4 separate regions of the Homo sapiens genome follow, and all the other regions are linked to region 2. A link is a loop called in an ENCODE intact Hi-C map of the cell type or tissue named here. Cell type or tissue: endothelial cell of umbilical vein. All regions are shown on one strand.

Region 1 (5,000 bases), 130 kb before region 2:
GTGCACTTTTGGAGACATCTATTATCAGATTTCTTTCCATTTCCAAATGCACAAATGACCTCTCAAGACTTAGGGGGAATTCATATTTGTGAGGACTCGAGCCCATGCAAACCATAGCATTTAAGTTGGAGTTGTTTAATGAATCACAGCCTAATTTCCTCTGTTGCTCATGGCTATTTTGTTGTTGCTTAAAATGTTTGCCAAGAAAAGGGTTATATAACTTCTTACCTTAACATGGCAGAGCATATTTGGTAGGTGATGAGTAAACTGCCTAAGCTGTGCAGCACAGAGTCCAGTTATAACCTGTGTGGAACTGGCATTTGTGTAAATAGTCTGACAAGAAAGTTTAATTTCATTACAAGTACTTAAAGCCAAACAAGGGGATTCTGTCTGTTAGCTTCTGGTTTGGTTTCTTCAGCTACTCTGGCCTCTTTCCCAGGTGGATAATTCTTGTTACTAAAATAGTACAGCTCTAAGGCAGGCCACATGATGTTTGAACGGAGTTAGGGCAGATGGCAAACATTCTTGACCTTCTATCAGCATGAAACCAGAGTAGGTTAATGCCCTCTTAGTGGCAAGAAGACCAGTCTGGTAAAGTTTAAGAGTTAGCATTTCAAATGTATTTGTTTATTTGATATTAGAGTTTGAAGACATTGACTAACATTGTCAAAATTTGGTACACTGCTAAAGGAAATCAACATACACTTTTAAAAGTCTGTATGGAGTATAAGTTGCTCAGTTTTCATGCAGGGGTAAATAGCACCAGGTGATAATGTACTGTGTTTTGACCCTCTCCTCTGATGCTAGTTTGCCCAGAAATGAGTAAATGCCTAGCAAATTAAGGTGGGCTCATAGGTTCAAACGCCAATCAATAAAGCTAAAGATAAGCACTTAGCAATGTTGAATTAAGGAAATTGTCTAACTGAGATTAATTTCCACACCATAAAATTTGTCTGTTTCAAGTTTTCAATTGTATTATTTTTGCAGAATTATGCAACCATCACTACCACCCAGTTTTACAACTTTTTCATTGCCTCAAAGAATTGCCTCATGCCCATTTGCAGTGAATCTCTACTCCACCCTCAGCCCCAGGAAACCACTAATCTAATTTCTGTCTCTATAGATTTCATATAAATGAGATACAATATGTATTCATGTGTACATCTGGCTCCTTTCAGTTAGCATAAAGTTTGGCTTTTATGAATAATCATGCAATGAACATTTGCCTACAAGTCTTTGTATAGATACTTGATTTTATTTCTCTTGGATAGACACTTCAGAGTGGAATTACTGGTTTGTATGGTGAGTTTATGTTTATTTTTTTCAGAAACTACCAAACTATTTTCCAAAGTAGCTGTACCATTTTCCATCCCCATCAGCAATTTTCCAATTGCTTCATATTCTCTCCAACACTCTTTATTGTCCATCTTTTCTATTTTAGTCACCCTAGTGTATCGAGTAGTAACTCATTGTGGTTTTACTTTGCATTTCTCTAGTGAGCAATGACATCCAACATCTTTTCATATGCTTGTTAAACAATCCTATATCTTCTTGGTGAAATATTTGTTTAGTCCATTTTTAAATTGTGTTGTTTGTTTTCTTGTATATCGAGTTATAAGAGTTCTTTATATGTTCTAAATTCAGGTCCTTTGTTAGATACATGATTTGCAAGTACTTTCTTCTAGCCTGCGACTTGTCTTTTTGTTGACTTAGTGGGGTCTTTTGAAGTACAAAAGTTTTTGATTGTGATGAAGTCCAATTTATCAACATTCATATTTTATGGATTATGCTTTCGTTGTGACTGACTTTTTTTGTATAATGGTTCTACCATAAATGGGTGCATGGGAACATATATTCTTCTCTTTCTGTTTTGCTATATCCCTAAAGCAGCTCAAAAGTATTCTACTGAAGAAAAATAGTGATAAGGGAGTTTCATATAGGCACAGTCTCTAACATTGCTTTGAGATTGGAGAAAAATGACCTTGATTTGAATGAAGGGGAGAAAAAACCCCTAAAACGCAGCAAGAAAGTTATTCTGAGATAAATGTTGCATTAAACCTAACATTAAATTAATATTAACAGTTATTAGCAATCCAGACGAGCAGGAAGGGAAGAAGTGGTTAAAACTTAACGTTGTTATTGCTTGAGCTCGGGAGTTCAAGACCACCCTGGGCAACATAGTTGGACCCCGTCTCGAAGAACAGTTGGACCCATCTCAAAAAACAAACAACATAACATTATTGATTCTTTCTGGGGACAATAAGTGAAAAAACAGAGGACTTAATTGTTTAAGGAGGGGAGTTCTTAACTCCAGATGGTCCAAGGATGGAATGGCAGTGCTTTCTTCCCTGTTATTCACTCACCTCTTTTCTGGTGGCACAGGATGGGGCTGGTTAGTAGAGTGTAAAAGAGAGGAGAAAAAAGCCTAGCAATAGGTAAAGAAAATAGCGATGTAGATAAATTGGAGTCAGAAAACCCAGGCTTATATCCCAGCTATAGCCTCAACTAGTGAAATTCTGTCAGTACACTTGATCTCACAGTCATTGTTTCTTCCCCTTTAACATGCAGACAATAATTCCTCTTTATAGCAGAATCAGGTGGGGGTGAGGTTGGGGGAGTTGCTTGTGAATGTGCCCACTGCACTGTAGGAACCCAGAGGTCTCTACCACAAAGATGCAGAAAAGCTCTGGGCCAAAGCACCTCTAGGTGGGGCAAGAGTGTGCTAGCATGAGGTCCCAGAAGATTAGAGATTGCCACCATTCGTGGCAAAAGTCAACATTTCCTCTGAAAACCTAACCAGACATTAAGAGGAAGAATCCCAGGCTCATCAGTCATCTAACACGGAGAGTGGAATACAGGAAAAGCTCTCAGAGAGAAAGAAACTCTGTAGATTTCTGTTTTTATCTTAAGTTATTAATGGTGTGGGAGATCTTAAACAATAATTGAAAGATAAATGATACCAGAGAACAAATGAGAGCAGAAGAGTTTTGTTGAAATCTAAGCACTATCATTAAAACAAGAAAAAAGCATGAGGAATTTTTCTTATCAGGCAATTGAAGACATTGGTTGAGATAACCTCTGAGACTATTTCTTGTTTATGATTCTACCGCAAGGAAGAACTCTTCATAGAAGTAAGACTTTACGCGCCAGAAAGAGTTTTTCCAGAAGAAATTTTAAGGTGGTTGATAAGACGGAGTTGCCCAAAAAATTTCTTTAAGAGGGAAAGTATTTTGAATGAAGTAAGAAAATAAAATAAAGAATTCCTGCCTTAAGACACATACCAGTACTTAAAAATTCACATGTGGGCTGGGCATGGTGGCTCATGCCTGTAATCCCAGCACTTTGGGAGGCCAAGGCGGGTGGATCACCTGAGGTCAGGAGTTTGAGACCGGCCTGGCCAACATGGTGAAACCCCGTCTCTACTAAAAATACAAAAATTATCTGAGTGTGGTGGTGGGCCTGCAATCCCAGCTACTCAGGAGACTGAGACAGGAGAATCGCTTGAACCTGGGAGGCGGAGGTTCCAGCCTGGGCAACAAAGAGCAAACCTCTGTCTCAAAAACAAACAAACAAACAAACAAAAAACTCACATGTGAAAAATGCTGAGGACAAGTTTTAATTCTGCAGATAGAATCTCGTTTAAATAGGAATCCAGAAAAAGCTGATAATTTGGAATGTGACACTGGGGGTGGGTAGCTTTCAGATCGCAATGTTAGACATAGCAATTAAATTTGGAAAGACCTGGATATTTGCAAATAGATCTGGACCTGTACACCTGGGCTTGGAGAAATCCTGTTAACCACAAATATTACAATTAAATAGATTGTCATGGAAAAGAATATTTTCAGGGATTGGAAGTTTTCCCCTCATTCTCTGGGCTTGCAAATCTGGTTGTTAGCCCCCAGCTTAGACCCACCAAGCCAACTTATTTGTGGCATATAAAATGGCTGTGACTGAGTTCTAAAATATATGCTTCAATAGTTGAATACGATGTTGTATAAAAACTACTAAAGTAACTTCAACATTCACACTCGTGCTGGGTATTTTTCTGTTCTTCCTCTCCACTGGTGACTGCGCTGCTCTTGGCCCTGGGAGGCTTGTCCTGTATGGATTGCAACAATCAGGGCTTTTGCTCTCTGGCTTCCTGTGGGACCCTGATGAACACCACCACACCTTAGTGTTAGGCATTCGAAAAGAACCCTGATCACATTTATCAACCTCAGAAGAATAAGAATGGGAGTTTTGTTTGGGATGTGTGTGTGTGGTGTGTTTTTGTATGAAAGTGTATTTCTGTAAATAACATTTGTGCCTCCTCAAGGCCAAACTTAAGGGAAAGAAGGAAGGAGAAAATAGATAAATGAACCCTGATTCTAGGCAATGACACCCCTGTCAGAAAGCCCCTTGTGTTATGGATGCAGGGCTCTTTGCCTGCAGGTCTTTTTGTGTGTGAGATAGTAAGAGTTTTATTGTATATCTCTGTAATCCATACTAACTGCAAAAAGCCCACACAGTAGCAAGTTATACAGTATTTCTACAAAGTAAAAACTACTTATAATTCCATTAGCCAAAGCTGACACTTTACAGTATGTCCTTTGAGACTTTCTCTTTCCTCCACTTCTCCATGTATTTATTTGCGTGTGTATATTTGTGTGTTTAATTACTACAGCAACATGTGCTGATTTTGAAAAAACCCTGAATATATCAAATTGTATAGAGAAAAAAACTGAGTCAGATTTTTGTTTTGAATCAGAAGCTCCTAAAGAGGCATCAAAGTTACTTAAATATTTTTATTTCAAAATAACGTAAACTTTCTCCATACTCAGCCTTCAAAGCATGATGCTCACAGAATGTGGTTATACATTCACAGCTTGAAAACAAGTCAAGGGACACCAGCTTGGTACAATTCCCTGAAACTTCCCCAGCTTTAGTTTCCCACTAGCTCTGTTCCTCTCTTCTTTTCAACGAGTAATTATTTAGTGATAAAAAGCTTAATAATCATA
Region 2 (5,000 bases):
TTCTAGGAGGGTAAGAGTGGATGCTACATAGGCTCTTGAAGCCTGCAATTAAAACATACAGTGTCATTTCCACCACAAAGCAGGTCATAAGGCTATCCAGATATAAGAGAATGAAGATTAGACTGTATTTGTGCATATATAGATAGGAGGAATTTGTGGTCATTTCTTACAATCCAGCACATTAATATAAAAAATGCTATTATGCAACAATAATGGTAACAATCTTATTAAAATTTAACCCCCTTTGTGATCTATCACCATACTCACTGTGAGGCATCCAGATGAAGAAGAGTTGGATGCTTTTCTTCATGCTGTTTTATACCTAGGGAAAATGAGGAATTGAGATGTTAAGTAGATTTACCAAGATTGCAGAGGCAGTGATAGATAGAGCCAGGATATATAATGTTTAGTATATAAGTATGTATGATGGAGAAAAGCGAAAAACAAGAAGAGATTAAGAAATGCAGGAATAGGGTGGGGGAGTTTGCAATTTTAAATAGGATATATAGGAAAGTCTTCATTGAGAAGATGAGGATAGAGAAAAGACCTGAAAGAGGCCAGGGAAGGGGAATACACTTTCATTCAGTGGGATGAATAAGCACACTTGGTGGGATATGATATTATGTATGTATGTTATATATAGATCACTGAATCTTCCATTATATTTTTATGAGTTGGTAAAGCACACATTTATCATACTGAATATCAAACACCTGAAGTAGTCACGACTTAAAATTATATTATAAACAATTTCATATCATACCGGATTGGGTCTTTAAAGGGACTTGATAAATGCTACATAACAATTTTGGTTCTGTAGGATATGTTTTATATATATATATATATATATATATATATATATATATATATATATATATATGTATTCTTGGTATATATAAAGTGCTTTATAGTGACTAACAATTTCATAAACATAAAGTAGAAATAGAAAGCTATGAAAGATATTTTTCCTGCTGATAAATACATAAACTGAAACTTCTACTCACAATAATTGATGATTAGAAAATTTGGACCAATCCTCCCACTAAGGAAACATAAAGAACTGAATGAAATATAAAAAAAACTTCTTAAAAGAATCAAAGTATTAACAATATATTGAGGAATTACAAAAAGAAAATCAAGAAGAGGAGAACCTAGAGAGTAAAACCAACATCTGAATCTGATTTTGCTCTAAGAACATTTGCTAAGCCTAAAGAAATTCATTTTTGGTAAATTCCTGGGGCCAGGAGGCAAAAGGCAAGACCTGTAATCCACCAGAAGTCAGGATTTTAATAAATCATGACCATTTTAAATTGGGATCCCAAAGGATCCAGGTAAGGTAAATCATGAGTAAGCTAATCCCTGCAAAGAATTTTGATTTGGCTTTATGTCATTCGGGTGGTCCAGGAAACTGCAAGCCTTGAACTTGGTTTAAGATAGACCCAGACTGGTAGCACCTCAAGTGTCTGGCAGAGGCAGAGGAAAATCCTCTTTGGAAGAAGATGATGTTACGCTAGGCCTCAAATTATTGTGAAAATTAGTACAAATAATCTTTAAAACACAATGTCCAACACATTGTCAAAAACAACCAGTCATACATGGAAACAGAGTTCACTGAACAACACCAGCAGAAACAACAGACAACACAAATAGACCCATAATGACTGGAAATAATGTCTGTTGGAATTATTAGTCACAAACTATAAAATAACTCTGCTGTGTTTGAAGAAGAAAACAGACAGAATAAACTAAAGGCAATGTTTTAAGATATGATAGCCAAGAATATTAAGGACTAATAGAAGACATCAATCAATAGATTCAAGAAGCCTAATAGAGCTTACACAATATAAATTTAAAGAACAGCACTGCCAGAAACTTTATAGTGAAACCATAGGAAACCAAAGAAACTGAACTGTAAGCCCACCATATACTAAAAGCAGCCATAAAGAAAAGGACATATTATCTTTAAAGAAATAAAATTAAATCGACAGCTGACTTTTAAAAGTTAATAATTGAAGTCAGAAGACAGTAAAATAGTATTGTCAACATGTTCACAGAAAATAATTGCTCACTTAGATTTCTATTCCCAGGAGATATTCTATTTATTAATATATTGTTATATTATATATCCATTTATATTATATATGGTAAAGATAAATACTTTTTTCTAAAAAACTGAGAGTTTGGAAAATTTTAAAGGATTATTTAAGGGATAAGTAAAATGATCCAGATGGAAAATCTGAGATTCAGGAAGTGAAGACCAAAAAACAATAAAAATATATTATAGAATTTTAAAATTACATAGGATTTTAAATTGTGACAAGCGCCAATTAATTGGGATGTAGATAGATGGGATTGAAGTGTTCTAAGCTTTCTGAATTGTATAGGCCAATGATAGAGATTAACATTTATATTATATTTGGATAAGTTAGCAATGAAAGGTTAAAAATAAAATAATAAATAGAAAACAATAATAATTTTTAGGCCAGCCACTAAAAGAATAGTTATTGCAAATCTTCCAAAATAGTAAAGGGGAAGACTAATGATTAAAATATCTTAGTTGATCCCAAAGAAGTCAAGAGATGAGAAAAAGAATCATAGAAGAGGTAGAACATATCAATCATGAAATAAGATGCTAGATTAAAACCCAAATTTATCAGTGATTCCATTAAATGTAAATGAGCTAGCCTTACTATTCCTAATAAATATTTCCTAATAAATGTGCATTAAAGGGCTGTGGGGAATATTGGAGAATGCCCTGAGCTGAGGATAGGAGGCCTGAATTCTAGTCCTTCTTTAGTCATCAGCTAACCATGGAATTCTGAGCAGTTCTCTGGACTTCAGCTCACACAGGAAATTAGGACATTAGGTTGGATAATGGATGAACTTCATTTAGTCCTTTTAGACTTAGAGATTATTCTCATGACCTCTTTGCTTAGGTTCCAGGTCTTAAGACAGCCTCTTGTTGAAGGAAGGGACGCCCTCTGCTGAGATAAAACTGAATTCTCTTAAGCTTCATTTATCTCACTTGGCAAGATATCTTAAGTGACATATGGAAATGTTACACATTAGAGGTGGCAAAGGTGTGATAAATACTTTTTTAAAATGACTATTCATATTGATGCCAGAATCTCCAATATTGATTAACTTGGATTCGCAACTGAAAAATCTTATTCACTGGTCTCTAAAGACAGGTTTGCAGAACTTCCAAAGTTATTTATATTCATCCTCCCCCATAAGCAATCTAGATTGATCAACATTTAGTATACATAATGGCACTGGTACTCTCACTTGGTCCATATATAAGCTGGTCATGGGTCACAAACAGAACTTGAGTTATCCTGAAGGAAAAGTGGGAATTCACACCGTGAAGAGGTTGACTGTTATACTACCGTTCTTTCACTGGTGTTTAGTGTATTGTGACACAATACAGTTTGTATGTTGTCAACTAACAATTTTTTAAAAGACTCCTGCCCTCTAAATTACAAACTAAATAGAATTACAAGTTAAATAGAATAATAAGTTAAATCAAATAATAGTGCAATTAATAATAATGCAGTTAATAATTCTGCAAAGAATAAGAAAATGGCAAAGCAGACATTTTTCCTACTCCTTCAATCATATTACAAAGTAAAAATAATGATAATTGAATCAGATCCACAAAGAAGCCTACACAGAGGCCAAAGTGTATTGAACTCCACCAAGAAGTTTATTTGAAGTATAGATTTAACCCATCAATTAATGGAAACCCCAACTAATACCAGCTCATGAAGAAGAGCCATTGCAATTGGCAGAAAACTTTAACGTATGGTTTATTACATGTTTTCTATCTTTTGAAAAGTTCTTTTGGGTATGTTTCATAATAAACTAATATGATAGCTTATATGTATAATTTATAAACAAACACAGATACACATTTTGGGGATGTATGCTCAAATTTGAGGAAGGGGTACATAAAGAAATCTGGAGACTCCAGACTTAGTTTAAAAAGCAGAGCTCTTGGGTGGACCTTCAGAGTGACATGAATTGTAGGGCTACAGGGGAACTGAGAGGCCTCAGGTCATTGGACAGGAGCGGCTGGGCACTGTGATGTGCTGACTGTGAAGTCAGACAAAGACTCCAGGTTGTCTGTGCTCTATCATTATAGGACCTTGGGCAGATGACATATCCTCTCTGTGTTTTTAAAAATACAGCCCTTAGACAATCTGCATCAGCACTGAGGCATTGACTAAAAATTTAAATTACTACCCTGTGGTCTGATCGTCACTGACCCTCTTCTTGGGCCAGAAAAGGGTATTTCACATTACTGAGCATTTTCTTTGTGTCAAGCCCTTTCTCATATTATTATTTTGTTTGATACACATAACAAATATTCCCATTTGTGAAATATTCCCATTTTATAGATTAGGACAGTGAGCGTGGTGGACAGACCTTAGGGTGACTGCCGGTAATTCCTGCTGTCTGCTGTTCAAGCCCTTTGTAATCCACTCCCTGTATGTGTGGATGAATCTGTGACTTGCTTCTACTCAACAGAATATGGCAAAAGTGATAGGCGATCACTCCCTTGCTTAGATTAGATTATACAACAAAGATGTCGGGCTGTCACCCCATAATTATGTTGTGATAGAAGTTTTAGCAGACTGAAGAAGCAAGACTTTCCTGCTGGCCTTGAAGAAGCAAGTTGCCATCACATCAACTGCATATGTTGAGAGTCACAAAGCAGGGAATTGTGGGAAGTCTCTAGGAAACTTCCAGCCTCAGTCCTGTAACCACAAGGAACTAACTCTTGCTCAACATCCCCCTAGGGTTAGAAGAGGACTCTGAGCTCCAGGAAGGAAGGAGACCTGGTCAATTCTTTGCAGACAATCTTGTGAGGCCCCAAGCAGAGGATCCAGTTAAGCAATGTCTAGATTCCTGACTTGCAGGAATGGTGACATCATAAATCTGTGTTGTTTTGAGCTGGTAAATTTAAAATATTTATTACACAGCAGTAGAAAATGAGT
Region 3 (5,000 bases), 120 kb before region 2:
GACTCAACTGGTCCTATGGCCCCCATCCAGAAGTGGACTCAGTGTGCAAGGACTGTTTTTCACACTCTTATGATTGCATCCCCAAACAATCAGCAGCACCAATTCCCCTTCCCACCAAATTATCCTTGTAAACCCTAGCCTCTGAATTTTTGGAGATACTGATTTGAGTAATAAAACTCCTGTCACCCAGTCAGCTAGCTCTGTGCGAATTAAACTCTTTCTCTATTGCAATTCCCCTGTCTTGACAAATTGGCTTTATCTGGGCAGCAGGCAAGGATAACCTGTTGGGCTGTTACAGGAAGTATCCCTTGTTTCCCCAGCATGGAGATATCTATGAATGGTATGCCCTAGGGTTGTACAGTGACCCCCTGACCAGAAGCTTATTGGATATTTATTGAATAAATGAATGAGTGAATAAATAAATCTATCACTCACATTTCTGAATTACACAGAAATTGTATTGTCTTCTGTATTTGTCTTCATCATCATGGTATGCATCAGATTTGCTTAATTCTAGAGTTTAATTTCAGAAATCTATAGTGCAGACCAGGCATGGTGGCTCATGCCTGTAGTCCCAGCACTTTGGGAGGCCAAGGCAGGCAAATTGCTTGAGTCCAAGAATTCAAGACCAGCCTGGGCAACATGGCAAGACCTCATCTCCACAAAAAATACAAAAAACTAGCCAGGCATGGTGGCATACACCTGTAGTCCCAGCTACTCAGGAGGCTGATGTGGGAGAATCATTTGAGCCTGGTAGGTGGAGGTTACCGTGAGCAAAGATCGTGTCACCACATCCCAGCCTTGGCAACACAGCAAGACCCTGTCTCAAAAATAAAAATTATTTTTTTAAAAAGAATTCTATAGTGCAAATTAGTACAGGTCTAGCATTAAGTAAAATTGGACTGACACCAATAAAGAAGGACCCTGAGTCATTTCTTGTCTTGGATTCCTTGATTGAGAATTTCAGTAGCTGATGTATCTCAGCTGGCTAAGAAGTAGCCCACCTTTAGGGAAATAGCTCAAGATGAGTGGTTTTGTTCATATGCAGGAGACAAGCTCTGCTTTAGATGTCAAATGACTGAACTACTTGGTATTCCTCCTGAAAACTTTCACCCTCAACTAGAGAAATTTATAATGTAAAGAAAATGTGTTCATTCTCTCACCAGGCTTATAAACTCTTGCTTTGCATCTTCAGCTAGAGTTGAGAAATTGATTCTAATGTTTCTTATTTGATCTCACCATGGTCTGTGAACACCACAAATTCAGCATGTCCACAATGCGAAAATGATCTATTTCACAGTTACTGCTTCCTTCAAGAGTTCATTACCACCCACTTCAATCCAGGCTCATGCTCACCTGCAAAAGGAGGGTGAAGAGGTGGTTTTGAGCCCTGAAGTATTTTGCAGTCTAGTATAGGCAAACCTATTCAAGCTCTTTGCCGACAGCACCAGATCTGACTCTGAGTTCAGGTGTCATTTTCCCAGTGGGGCTTATGATGAATTCTTGGGATGCCAACATCAAGAAAAATCATGCTTTGTCTCCAGCTGGAAGTAGAGGGGGTAAGCTTCATTTCTTTGATGAGAAAGTGGAATTTCCCTCCCAGAGCTCATGGGGAAATTTTTGGCTTACATGATTTTGCTACCACACCCGTTGGCCTGAGTGTCCTTAAGTATAAGAATCCTATTTCCAGTTGTTGAACTGTTTGTACCAAGTTATGGATTAATTTCTCCCTTGGCTAGTTTCAGTGCCCTTGTCCAAAGTTATGTTCCTCTCAAATATCTTTTACTTAAAATAAATAAGTACAAAAAAAAATTCTCCATGGAAGCCTGAGGGGCATTCCTTACACATGTGCTCACAGGGAGTTTCCAAGAAGCAAATAAGGTTTTAGGATGGGAAGGTCAGATAGAGAATCAAGTCAGTCTTGATTAAAAATGGCCACTTAAACCGTGAGCATGTGTCATAGGTAACTACATGGAATTGTGAATTTATAAGAGGAAGCCATGTGATGTCCACTAAATATTTTTTGTTAATTTCAACACCAGGTTTTGATTTCTGGAACAATATTTTGGATTAGGCATGAGCTGAAAAGAAGTAGCTTGCAAGTACATCATTTCCTTTTGCAGTATAAATAACCTAACGGGTAGTTTGTTGGCTGGTGGCCATCCCCACTTGTAAAGCTCCAAACTAATATTTGTTCTTTCCTGGGTTAAGATTTTTCCAGAGCCACATTTAGGAACAACTGCATCCTTCCCTTATTAAGGCTCAAGCTATAAAAGAAGGAATGGAAAAGGTGGAAGCTTGTCTGTCAGCAGGGTCACTAAATATTCCATTCCAGAAAGCCAACTGGCACTTGGTCAGCCATTCAGAGTTGAAAGGCCGCAAGACACCTGGATCAGGTGCATCCTTTTGTAAGTTAACTGTACAGGAGCCACAGAATCAGACCCTATCATATTAGAACTAACCAATCAGCCTCCCAGATTCCCATGCAACTCACCCGTTGGACATCAGGTGGCGCCAACTGTGGTCATCTAGGCAAAAATATCTCCCATTTTCCTGTCTCTGATGCCTAAAATACCACCATTAAAGATTTTTATCTTCATATTGAAGAGTTGAATTCACAAGCCAGAGGTCTGGGATCTAGCTCTGCTGTTGTGGAGAGTCACTTAACTTCTTTGAGTCTTAGTTTCTCATCTGTAAAATCTGATTAATAATGCCATCCTTTAGGTTGCTGTGAGGATTAAGTGAGATATTTGTTGGTTTCAAACTTTGGCGCATATGAAAATTATCTTGGATGTTTGTTAAAAATGTATATTCTCAAATTTCCTTCAGAAGATAAAGTATATTAATTTATTTTGTAAATGTAAAGAGTTGCATGTATATAAGTAATTGCTCATATCATCCTGGGAATTCCTGCATGGGTTAATACCTTGAGTGGTAACCAGCCCATTGTATATCAAGAAAGGGATTGGGGTTAAAGAAGCTGATGTTCATTGAATATCTAATGTGGTCTAGACCCATTACACACATTATTTAATTATATGAGGTAGGTGTTAGTATTCCCATTTTACAGATGAGGAAATTGAGGCTGCGACAAGTTAAGATTCTTGCTCAGCATCGCATGGCTAACAAATGATGGGGTCTATCTGTGAATCTGGCTTTACTTGCCTCCAACTTCAAGCTCTTTCCATTATACTAGAATTAATTCATTGATTAGATCCTTTCTAAGTAACCAAAAGTAAAACCCACACTTTTAGAAGAGGAAAGAGAAAGATGAGTAAAAAGTTCTCAAAGTGCGATTCCCAGGTCAGAAGCTTTAGCATTCCCTGGGAACTTGTTAGAAATGCAAATTCTTGGGCCCCACTCCAGACCTTCTAGATCAGAAAATCTGGAAGTGGGGCCCATAAATCTGGGTTTTAACAAGCCCTCCAGGTGACTCAATGCACACTCCCATCTGACATCTGTTGCTATAGACGTGAGGAAGAGTGTGAGTGTGAGTGTGTTGTGGAGGGGTCTGGAAAGGGTGGAGGCTCAGGGCAGCATGAGGCAGGAGGCACCATGAGAAGGAGGAAGGTGACTGAAGGCAGAGGATGGCAACCTCACAGCATCCACCTTCGCTCCCACTCTTGCTCTGTTGTTCTCAGTCCAATCTTACTGTGAGGCCCCAGACAGGATGGGGCCCACAAGCTCCATGCCAAGGAATGGCATGGTCCCAGTAAAGAGTCCTCTATACCATGAAGAATCTGCTAAACATTGGAACTACTCATTCATTAATTTCAGTGACTGAAGATTTACGGCAAGCTCAACAAGAAAAGTTTAATCAAATATCAGAATGATCTCATATTGAAGGGAGACAGAAAAATATTCACTAAAAAAGTTCCCCTTTTCTTTATATTTTTGCCTTACTGAGAGGTGAAGCCAGCTGGACTTCCTGGGTTAAGTGGGGACTTGGAGAACTTTTCCGTCTTACAAGGGGATTGTAAAATGCACCAATCAGCGCTCTGTAGCTAACAAGAGGTTTGTAAAATGCACCAATCAGCACTTTGTAAAAACACACCAATCAGTGCTCTGTAGCTAGCAAAAGGTTTGTAAAATGGACCAATCAGTGCTCTGTAAAATGGACCAATCAGCGCTCTGTAAAGTGGACCAATCAGCACTCTGTAAAATGGACCAATCAGCAGGATTCTAAAAGTAACCAATTGCAGGGAGGATTGAGAAAAGGACATTCTGATAGGACAGAAACAGGACATGGGAAGGGACAAATAAGGGAATAAAAGCTGGCCAAGCCAGCCAGCAGCAGCTACCCACTAGGGTCCTCTCCGATGGTGTGGATGCTTTGTTCTTTCACTCCTCACAATAAATCTTCCTGCTCCCCACTCTTCAGGTCCGTGCCATCTTTAAGAGCTGTAACACTCACCGGCAGGTCTGCAGCTCCATTCTTGAAGTCAGCGAGACCACTAACCCACCAGAAGGAACTGACTCTGGACACATTACCTCTCCTCCCCTGCCACCTATCCAGAAAATACTATCTAGCCATTATGGGAACTATCTTGCAGTCTTTCAAATTCAAGAATTCTCCCCTCAAAAGTTTATTGAGATTTAAAAAAATGTGAATGAATGTGGGCTTCAATAACCAAAGACAAAAAGCTTGAAAGAGTATTTAAAAATAAATATCCATTGTTTGAGCCCGGGAGGTTGAGACCAGCGTGGGCAGCACAGGGAGACCCCATCCCTAAAATAAATAAATAAATATCCTTCAGAATGAAATGACGGAACTGCAATTTTTGAACTAATTAAGTCATGAATGTAAATGTAATTAACCACAAGCATATAGGCATAGGCAAGAGACTAGGAAATTACTAAATGTGTCGGAAATGGATTCTTTCATTTAATTTTTTAACATTTAAAAACTGTAGTTTTTGACAAGCAATTATGTTCACATTGTTCAAAATTTTCAAAGGTTCAAAAAGGCACACATAGGAAGTCTTCTTCTTATCCCTAAC
Region 4 (5,000 bases), 170 kb before region 2:
TTTTCATGTGGCAAAAAGTCTACAAGCAAAGTCAAGAGGTAAGTAATCAATTTTTAATCATACTGACAAAAGGCTAACTAGCCCTAATATTTCAAGAGCTCTTTTTGAGGCCAGGTGCGGTGGCTCATGCCTATAATCCCAGCACTTTGGGAGGCTGAGGCAGGCGGATCATGAGGTCAGGAGATCGAGACCATCCTGGCCAAAATGTAACCCCGTATCTACTAAAAATATAAAAATTAGCTGGGCGTGGTGGTGCATGCCTGTAGTCCCAGGTACTCAGGAGGCCGAGGCACGAGAATCGTTTGAACTAGGGAGTCGAGATTGCGCCACTGCGCTCCAGCCTGGCGACAGAATGAGACTCCATCTGAAAAAAAAAAAAAAAAAAAAAAAAAAGCTCTTTTTGAAAATTCTGAGAAAAGAACCAACAACCCTGAAGAAAAATGGGTAAGAGATGTGGACAGAATTTACTAAAAATGAATTGTGAATGGCCTTTAAACTTTCGAAAAGATTCTCTTGCCCATATCAAGAAAATGCTAAATAAAACTACCCTATGATATTTCTCTTGAATAGAAATCTGCAAGTTTGCCAGCCAACTTGGTTGGTGAGGCTCTGAGGAAATGGGCGCTATCATCTGAGGAAATGCTGCTACAGCGAATACAGATTGGTACACTACAAATACTTTCACCCTTTGACTCAATCCTCCCACTTCTTGGAGTATATTCTAAAAATATACTGGCAAATATAAAGAAGTTGTATGTACAAGGCTATTTGTTGCAATCCAATTTCTAATAACAGCAGACTGGAAAAAAGCCCAAATTTCCATCACTAGACAACTAGTTGTACAAATTAGGGTCTGTTCGTACAAAGGACAGGAAATGAGGAACAGCTACATCATATACTGCTATGGATTACCATTTATATGGATCACTTAAATATGTTTTTAAGTGACAAAAGTAAGATGCAAATGGGTATGTGTAGTATGCCTTAAGAAGGCGGGACCATATAGTTATTTTTATATATTTATGTTTTTGAAAAACACTACGATAAAAAAAACAAAACTTAAGTGGTTATGTTGATTTCTTTTTCAGATCTTTTTTTATAGAAATACTGCTGTTTTTGTATGTAAATTTTGTAACCTGCAGCTTTACTGACTTTATCAGTCCTAAAGGTTTTTTTGATTGAGTCTTTAGGAACCACAGTTAATTATTATGCATATTTCAAAAATGCCAAAGAAGTATATTTTAATGTTTCACCGCAGAAAAAGACACATTGGTAGATGATGGATAGTTTTGTTAGCTTGACTGAATCTTTCTACAGTATACACATAGATTGAAACATCACATTGAACTTTATAAATATACACAATTATTATTTGACAATTAAAGTAATTGACAAATTATTTTTTAAATTTAATTTTAAAAAATTAAGAAATAAAAGTTTTGAAAGTGAAAGTGAGGGACGGAAACATGAGTTCTCCGAATGTACCTTGTTTATGTATTTCATTTAGGAACCATGTAAATGCTTTGCAGAACTGTAAAGCAGAGTTAAATAAAAATGAAGAGAAAAAACAGTTCCTAAAAATTGAAAGTGAAATGAAACAAATGAACCCATGTGTCACATTGATGGCTTAAGTACACAAATTGGAATTCTTGTAGGTCATTTGAGATGTAGTAATTTGTGTATCTCTCATAGCATGTAACTTAAGGTGAAAAACAGAAGTGTAAAGAAATTGTACGTTATTGACAGTGATCATATTGTTAGTAATAATACTGATATTGTCATTTTGACCAACCAAGTGGCCTGTTGGTTGGTCCTCTCTTCCTCCCTCATTTCTCCTGCCTCTCTTTTATAGTTTGGTCCAGGCTGAAGGCTGAGACAGCAGGATTGGCACTAGAGGGCAGTGGCTGCTTCCTCCTCCTGCCACACTGTCGCCTTCCCAGCCCTGTTCCATTTCCTCACTTCCACCCAAAGGCTTCTTCCTTCTGATAAAAGGGAGCTTGTCAGGAAAATGACTAACTGGATATGGTTGATTTAACGCTTCTTTCTATTTGCAGTTTTAGCTCTGTGTAGGCTGTGATCCACCCAACCCTTTTGGAGTAAGTTTAGAAAAGTAGGGAAAGTAGAAGCATGAACAGATTTTAAAGTGCATAGTCACGTGTGTATGTGTACATGTGAAATCCAACTTCCATTTTCTCAGCAGCATTGTTGTTAACAACCATTCCTTAGACCTGAACCATCAATACATTGTCACCCATTTATATGGCTAAAGCACCCGAACAAACTTTATATTGAAAAATACTCATATAAGACTCTTGTACTTAGAAAATGAACCCTCTAGTTCAGTGTCTTCCCTCTGGTTACTGTGGGACCACTCAAGGAACAGCTTGATGAGAAATGGATTGATTCATATAACTCCAGTAGCTTTTGAGCTAGTTCTAAATATATATGTGTGAGATTGCAAGTGGAGTCCTATATTGTAAACGTCTGCATTTTACAAAGTGCATTTAATGCTTATGCCAGCAGTTATTTAAAAAGTGTTATGTAGGGAGATAAGACTATAAACTATCATAGGTGCTATTATACCACCACAGGACTATTGAAAATAATTGCTGATTTATTTCTGTAGTTATGTAACAGAACTGTTACAGTTTTTAGATCAAAATTACCTCCAGCTTGGCATGTTTGCTCTGCTGCTTTTAGAAGCCATATGCTGCACATTAAGTCATTTTCACCTTGAACATGAGGACTAAACAAGCTATTCTTTTTTAAGAACATTAAGAAGTGCTTAAGCTGCTTGTCTGCAGGCATGGTTGGGAGCCATTGTCTCAAAGGAAGATGTGCAGGTGCAAACAGTGTTATATATTTGGAAGAGGTGGAAGAGGGGCAAAGGATTTATTAGGAAGCTTGATCCCAATTAAATTCCATCAAGAAATGTGTTGAGATTGTACCCTTGATAAGGATTGAACTAAGTAAAATGCTGATTTTATTCAGAAAGCAGCTTCACATTCTCCATTCTAGTTCACCCATTTTGGGGGTTAAATACCATCATATACTTGTGACTCTACTACGTATGCCTCTAGCCCAGACCTCTCCTTCATGCCCCAGACTTGTATATCCAACAACGTTCTAGACATACCCATTTAGATGGTTCACAGCCGTCTCAATCAGGTCCAAACAGAGCTCTTGATTTTCCCTTCCAAATCTCGCCTCCCTGTCTTCTCTATCAGGAAATGATAGCACCCATCATCAAGCTATTAAAGCCCCAATTGAGAAGATAGCTTTGACACCTCCCTTTCCTTCACCCATTCAAAAATAAGTCCTTTCAGTGTAAACTCCAAAATATACCTCACATAAGTGTACTTCTCCTTCTTTTCTGTACCTTTCCCAATCTCAACTACCATTGTTTCTTATCTGGGCTATGGTGTGGGCCTCCAGAATAGTCTCCACATTTCTGTACACTCCAGTTCATTCTCTGCAACTTTTTGAACAGAAATGAGATCATTTCCCACTTTAGATGCTCTGATGGCTTTTTTAGAATAAATTTCAAAAAACTTATTGTGGAATATATATAAAGCCTATGTAATTTGGCCCTGCCTCCTCCTGCTCTAATCATTACATTGAACAAAGTTGATTCCACTGGTATATGACCTCCTTTACTTGGTGTGTTTCATTATATATGATGTGTTATTTGAACCCCCCTTTTTTTATATTAGGTATGATTTTCAAGTACTAATTTTGAATTTTGTGTGTAGCTTTTGGAATCCCTCATAGTAATACTGCTGTCTGTGTGCCCCAGTACCCTGGTTTTCACGATTTTAGGTGTATACCATACTTTTTTTTTTTTTTAAGACTCACTCTGTCGCCAAGGCTGGAGTACAGTGGCACGATCACAGCTCACTGCAGCCTCTGTCTCCTGGGCTTAAGTGATCCTCCCACTACACCAACTAATTTTTAAAAAAATTTTTTTACAGACAAAGTCTCACTGTGTTGCCTAGGCTGGCCTAGAAATCCTGTGCTCAAGCAGTCCTCCTGTCTCAGCGTCCAAAATTGCTTAGATTAAAGCATGGGCCACCTCGCCTGGCCTACCATACATTTTTGTTCATGTCCATTTCTTTTTCTTAGGGTTATAGTAAGAATAAGGAAGAAATCTTGCAGAGATGTAATGATGTGTTCTTGCTTTTTTCCAGCTGGCCAAAGTGAGGGAAAAAGTGAAGGATGTGCCTGCCCTTGTGGCCAAATTTGATGAGATCTATGGGACACTGCACATCACTGGCCAGGTCACCACTGATTCTTTGGATGCTGTGCTCTGCCACACCCCCAGGGACAGGAAATCTCACACGTTGCTATTAAACAAGAGGATGGTCAGCCGTCGCACCTTCCAGCCACTCAGCCAGTCCCTGTTGGCTGAGTAACCCTGGTTTCAGTCCACCTATGGATCTGAGGGGCCTGCTTCTAGTGAGTTATTACCTTTCCTAAGAAGCCAGGTATCGCACTTCAGCAGACAGTGTGCTGACACTTGGTCTTCTCCTGAAATTCCCAAATTCACTGAATGGTACCATGCCGATCTCTGAGAAGTTATGTTGCACCACTGTGAAGGTCTAGATGCAAGCTTGGCTCCCTCAGAAAGGCGCTTCCCTTTTGCATGGCTGAGGATCCTTGAAGGAACCTGGTCAGTCTCCGGTTCAGCTTCCGACACCAGAGTGGAACCCAGTAAGCACCATCAGGAATGAATTTCACTACAAGTGTGGATAACTCTGATTTTCAAAGGAGTAGTTACTTGCAAATTACATCCTTGCTGAATTCAGGAGGTATGAAACCCTATTTTACCATGTTAGAAAACAGCCCAGGATTTTCTCATTGCTCTGCCATCATATATGTCTATGACTTGAGCCCTTATTTTTCCATCTGCAAAACAATAATGCCTATGTGTCTTTGCATATAGATTTGAAATCTTCATTCAAGGTTTAGTAGGATCATATTTTCTCAAAAATAAGAGAAAT

What was found. A loop is a pair of places that touch in the nucleus more often than their neighbours do. Peaks named below come from ENCODE experiments on the same cell type or tissue, not always from the same donor. Only the 100,000 strongest peaks of a DNase experiment are listed, where the experiment ranks them.
Region 1: it touches region 2 in a loop (7-fold over the local background); 12 of 110 quality-filtered maps call a loop at or near these places.
Region 3: a loop joins it to region 2, with 9 times the contacts of the local background. A loop is called at or near these places in 13 of 110 quality-filtered maps.
Region 4: a loop joins it to region 2, with 7 times the contacts of the local background. A loop is called at or near these places in 85 of 110 quality-filtered maps.

Annotation. Positions count from the first base shown.
Region 1 is chr5:72,392,185-72,397,184 of GRCh38, forward strand. No RefSeq gene overlaps it. Among named protein-coding and RNA genes, the nearest start is that of PTCD2, 74 kb to the left of the region's middle. RefSeq lists a silencer at 2,653-2,702. In endothelial cell of umbilical vein, a CTCF peak has its summit at 2,708; a DNase peak (open chromatin) is centred at 2,717.
Region 2 is chr5:72,521,200-72,526,199 of GRCh38, forward strand. No RefSeq gene overlaps it. Among named protein-coding and RNA genes, the nearest start is that of ZNF366, 16 kb to the left of the region's middle. RefSeq lists a silencer at 2,823-3,117. In endothelial cell of umbilical vein, a CTCF peak has its summit at 2,983; a DNase peak (open chromatin) is centred at 2,972; H3K27ac peaks cover 518 bases.
Region 3 is chr5:72,400,910-72,405,909 of GRCh38, forward strand. No RefSeq gene overlaps it. Among named protein-coding and RNA genes, the nearest start is that of PTCD2, 83 kb to the left of the region's middle. In endothelial cell of umbilical vein, a CTCF peak has its summit at 2,487 (motif pointing right); a DNase peak (open chromatin) is centred at 2,242.
Region 4 is chr5:72,354,016-72,359,015 of GRCh38, forward strand. PTCD2 (pentatricopeptide repeat domain 2) reads left to right here. Exons shown (of 10, transcript NM_024754.5): 10 at 4,188-5,000. The coding sequence ends at 4,412. Among named protein-coding and RNA genes, the nearest start is that of PTCD2, 36 kb to the left of the region's middle. In endothelial cell of umbilical vein, a CTCF peak has its summit at 1,893 (motif pointing right); a DNase peak (open chromatin) is centred at 1,936.